Regions from separate parts of the Homo sapiens genome. Here region 1 is linked to region 2. A link is an interaction called in ENCODE POLR2A ChIA-PET data of the cell type or tissue named here. Cell type or tissue: MCF 10A. All regions are shown on one strand.

What was found. Peaks named below come from ENCODE experiments on the same cell type or tissue, not always from the same donor. Only the 100,000 strongest peaks of a DNase experiment are listed, where the experiment ranks them.
Region 1: POLR2A ChIA-PET joins it to region 2 with 5 read pairs; 2 of 35 experiments call an interaction of 5 or more read pairs at or near these places.

Annotation. Positions count from the first base shown.
Region 1 is chr10:43,435,764-43,438,263 of GRCh38, forward strand. It overlaps ZNF487 (zinc finger protein 487), which reads left to right and starts at 1,348. Exons shown (of 4, transcript NM_001355444.3): 1 at 1,348-1,499. RefSeq lists an enhancer at 803-872 and a silencer at 973-1,632. In MCF 10A, no CTCF peak of the experiment used is centred here; DNase peaks (open chromatin) are centred at 1,038 and 1,308.
Region 2 is chr10:43,169,812-43,172,311 of GRCh38, forward strand. All of the region lies in intron 6 of CSGALNACT2 (chondroitin sulfate N-acetylgalactosaminyltransferase 2), which reads left to right. Among named protein-coding and RNA genes, the nearest start is that of CSGALNACT2, 33 kb to the left of the region's middle. In MCF 10A, no CTCF peak of the experiment used is centred here; no DNase peak of the experiment used is centred here.

The DNA.
Region 1 (2,500 bases), 270 kb after region 2:
AGGCCGAGACGGGCGGATCACGAGGTCAGGAGATCAAGACCAACCTGGCTAACACGGTGAAACCCCGTCTCTACTAAAAATACAAAAAATTAGCCGGGCGTGGTGGCGGGCGCCTGTAGTCCCAGCTACTCGGGAGGCTGAGGCAAGACAATGGCGTGACCCTGGGAGGCGGAGCTTGCAGTGAGCTGAGATCGCGCCACTGCACTCCACCCTGGGTGACAGAGCGAGACTCCGTCTCAAAAAAAAAAAAAAAAAAAAAAAAAAAGAGTTCGACACCAGCCTGGCCAAAATGGTGAAACCCCATCTCTACTAAAAACAAAAAAAATTAACCGGGCGTGGTGGCGGACGACTGTAATCCCAGCTACTCGGGAGCCTGAGGTAGGAGAATCACTTGAACTCGGGAGGCGGAGGTTGCAGTGAGCCAAGATCGCGCCACTGCACTCCAGCCTGGGCAACAAGAGCGAAACTTCGTCTCCAAAAAAAAAAAAAAAAAAAAGGACAACTTTTGATCCCTGAGGCTGCTAATTCCAACTGTGTGCATGTGCTTAACAAATACCTCCGCACCCAGGCCTGGGAAGTTGGCTGATTTGTGTACAGCAAATACGGCAGGCCTGATGTAGCAGAACTCTGACGAAAACGAACTGGACGCGTATTTCTCCTGCAGCGAAGGTCACGCTGCTGACAGCCTCTGCTTTGCACTTTGTCCCTGGGAAGGAGGCCTGTGGCCAGTCCTACCTCCTGGAAAGCCGGGGTGCGTCAGAGGACCTGATGCGGAGCGGGGACCCCATCCTCTCCGTGTCTCCCCAAGAGCCGGCGGCAGAGGCTGCCTGCGCTCCTTAAGCTAGGTCAGTTCTCTGGCCCGCAGTTCTCGTTCTCCTAACATCCTCCGCAGAAAACGACCTTCATTTTTTCCTCTTGCGCCAGTCTTGAAGCGGGGCGTCCTTTGGGCTCACGTTGCGGCGCCCAGCGGCCTCAAGCGTCAGCTGCCTCCAGGGCCTCAGGAGCAGTGGCTAGGGCCTGCCCTCCAGCGCCCGGGGTCCTCGGCCCAGCCCTGCTCCGAGCGCGTCACAATGGCGTCGCGGCCCCGCCCCCGGACGCCCAGCCGCGGTCCCAGCGACCTTCGCTTTCGTGGGGAAGCCGGACTGCGCCGTGTCTTCCTGAAGAAGGCTGGGGTAAGAGTCCGGCCAGCGGACAAGAGGGCAGCTGGTAGCAGGGTGGGATGCCCGTGGCATAGGGCCGAGCCCCCGCTAGGCACGCGGGAGCAGCAAGGCTTCCGGAAGCGCAGGGAGCGCTGGACTGGCGGGCGCCCGGGATTCGCGCAGGCCCCGCCCCTCGGCGGCCCCGCCCAGGGAGCGCTGCGGCAGTTTCCATGGTGAGATGGTCAACAAGCCTGTAAGTTCCTCAGCTACGACTACCAGGTACCTCGGGTTCCTCCCTCCTCCGAGAGACCGCCGAGGTGCGGGCTGTGAGAGGGGGAGCGTGGAGCCTCCGAGGCCGAGGTGAGGGGCGGCCGGCGGGCAGGGGCCGGGTCTGAGGTCGAGGGCCGCACACCCAGGATCGAGCGGGGACTGGGCCCGCTGGGGGTGGGGACCGTGGGGCTGGGATTTGGGATCAGGGCGAGTCGTGGCAGAGAGAACCCGGAGGATCTTTGACCCCAGTGCGGGAGCGGCCAGCCCACCCTAGAGAAGCGAGACAAGGGCAACCAGAAGGAACCGAGTCTGAGGAAGCGCTTCCTCTGGGCAGGGATATTGGGAGAGTCCTGGACGAGTGACCCTGGACCTAGGAGGCATGAGAGGTCTACACACACTTGCAAGGATACCTTCATGATTGTTGAGTTGTGGTGAGAAAAGAGGCTCTTTTTAGTTTATTTTTTAAGGCAGTACATTCACATCCTTAAGAGTCAGAAACTTGCACAAGGCCTTATTACTCAAAACTCCCTTTTCCCAGTTCCTTCTGAGGAAATAGTTGCAAATCTTTGAACTTTTTTCCTCCGGAAATTTTCTTTTTTTCTCTTACATCGGCAGCTCTTCACTGTGTTCTTCCTTCATTAGCTTTACTAAGTTTGTATTCTTTGGTTGGAAATATTTATTTATTTATTTATTTATAAATAGAAACAGGGGTATCACTATGTTGCTCAGGCTGGTCTTGAACTCCTGGGCTCAAGTGATTCTCCTGCTTTAGCTTTCCAAAGTGCGGGGATTACAGGCTGAACCACCGCCTGCCACCGAAATATTTCTTCATTGAGTTCCTTTGCCTCCTAGTGTTACTTTTCTGCTGTGTGTGTAATAGCCATTTGTTTTTTCTTTCTCCTTTCTGGTCATATCCTTAAATACATTTTGCACTAATTCCTTTTGAAACCTCATCATGGAGAGAACTTGAATTTAGCAGATTAGGGGTGAGTGCAGGCTTTTGTCTTAGGTTCCATATATATATATATTTTGAGGTGGAGTCTCCCTCTGTCGCCCAGGCTGGAGTGCAGTGGCGTGATTTTGGCTCACTG
Region 2 (2,500 bases):
GTGACAATCAGATTGGCATTCGTCTTCTTTTTGAAAACACTGGTGTTAGAAAACAATAAAGCAATACTATGAAAATTCTGAAGAAAAGTAACTTTGATTCTAGAATTCATATTCAACCTACTATTTTAGGACAAAATAGACATTTTTGAGCTTTCAAGGACTCAGAATTTATTTCTCAACAGACCTTTGTAATCGAGTCCAGCAAAATGATAAATGTATACATTGAGAGAGGAGGACCTGAGAGTAAATAGTGGTGAACAACCAAAAAAATTAAGTCTAAACATTTGTTGATGTAATAGTGTAAATAGTTATGTTGACATAATAAAAAGGCAATTAATACCAATTTGGGATTAAGATGTCAGCGGGTTATGTACATGGTATACTTATGTGTATTACCTAGCTGTCAGCTGAGAGGGCCTAGAACCAGTGACACCCTAACAGTAACAAGTACACTCAGCTTCCAAATCTTAGTTTCTAATACTATTCTCCAATCAAACGAGCCAGAGGTCCACGGAGAAATGGTTGATTCCAGGGCAGGGGCAAAAAATATACAAGAAGACCCTGGAGCATCTTACAGTGCCAGAAAGTAAGAAAGCACTCAATAAAAAGATAGGGGGAATATGTCGAAGGGGCACAGGAGCCAACAGAAAGAGCTCCCAGTGCCCAAGCTGGAACAACCTGAGCAATGAAATAAATAACTTAAACCTGGATTATAACCCAAAGCATCAAGTAAATAGCCATGAGTCTATACTGATACAAATGAGTGAGTGAATGAGCAGATAAATATTGAGTGACTAGACTAGATAGGAAAGAAAAGTTAAGTCTTCCTTACAGAATTCCAAATAACTTATGTAGATACTCCCTCTTCCAGTAGGTGGAACTAGGGGACTCACTTTCAAAGAACATAGTATGGAAAGAAAAAACAAACTTTTCACGGGAGAAACCCAGCAGACACCTTAACCAAGGGATACCATGTACCCATGACATGACATAATGAGAAGGACACTTTAGCTCACAGTCCTCTTCCAAAAACGTAGATAACTTCCCCAGGAAAGTCACAGGGAAAGCTGCAGCAAGCCCACATTGAGGAGCATTGTACAAAATACCTGACCATTCTTCCTCAAAACTGTCAGGGTCACCAAAAACAAGACTGAGAAACCATCATAGCCAAGAGGAGACTAAGGAGACATGACAACCAAATGCAATGTGGTGCCCTGGACTAGGTCCTAGAATAGAAAAAAAAGACAGTAAAGGGAAAGCTGGTGAAATCCAAATGAAATCTGGAGTTGAGTTAAATAGTAATATAGCAATGATGGTTCCTTAGTTTTGACAAATGTACCACAACAATGTAAGATGATAACATTAGGGGAAGCTAAAACTGGATGAGGGGTATACAGGAACTCTCTTTACTGTTTTGCAACTTCTTTGTAAATCTAAAATTATTCCAAAATAAAAGGTTGTATATTAAAATTAATTAAAACAAAAAGAGGCAAATAAAGTCAACATAGAAGCGTGAAGGGAATGTAAAAGCATGCTAATACTCTTTTTTTTTTTTTTTGAGATGGAGTTTCGCTCTTGTTGCCCAGCCTGGAGTGCAGTGGCATGATCTTGGCTCACTGGAAACTCCACCTTCCCGTTTCAAGCGATTCTCCTGCCTCAGCCTCCCAAGTAGCTGGGATTACAGGCACACACCACCACGCCCAGCTAATTTTTGTATTTTTAGTAGAGATGGGGTTTCACCATGTTGGCCAGACTGGTCTCGAACTCCTGACCTTGTGATCTGCTGGCCTCAGCCTCCCAAAGTGTTGGGATTATAGGCATGAGCCACCGCACCCGGCCAAAGCATGCTAATATTCTTGCCTGGTTTGGAGGGTTGTAGGGGAAGAATGATTTGAATGCTGATTCATTCTAGGTGTTGCATAGCAACTTAAGTTTAAGCACTTCAAGTTCTAGTTTCACCACTTGTAACCTTTGCAAGTTGCTTAACTTTTCTAAGCTTCAGTCTCCTCACTTAAAAGACAAAAACTTGTTTTCCTTGATGTTTAAAGCTATATTAGAAGTAAATAAGAAGGAAAAAAATGGGTAAGACAGTTGATAATTCACATATTTAAATAGTCAGCCTTACTAGGAATAATTTAGAACAGCAGTATAATGCTTTGTTTCTGCTGTTAGGTCACTGCTTTTAAAAAGCAAAGCCATGTGAGCAAGACTGGGGGATGGGAGCTCCTCCGTCGCTTCTGTTGGGGATTCAGGCCAGTTCTCTGAGTCGAGTTCTAAACAGATTCATCCCTCTGATCCAGTAATTTCCACCCCCAACAGTCTTTCCTGGGGAAGTAATCGAGCTACATGATGGTAATATGCATAAATTGATAACATTAAAAGCAAGCAAAACTCTAATAATAAAAGGATAAATTGAATTATGGTACATTCTCTGGTGAATATTGCATATCAAGGAAAATGTGAAAAATGTAAATACAGCCGTGTAAATGAAGAGGAAAAT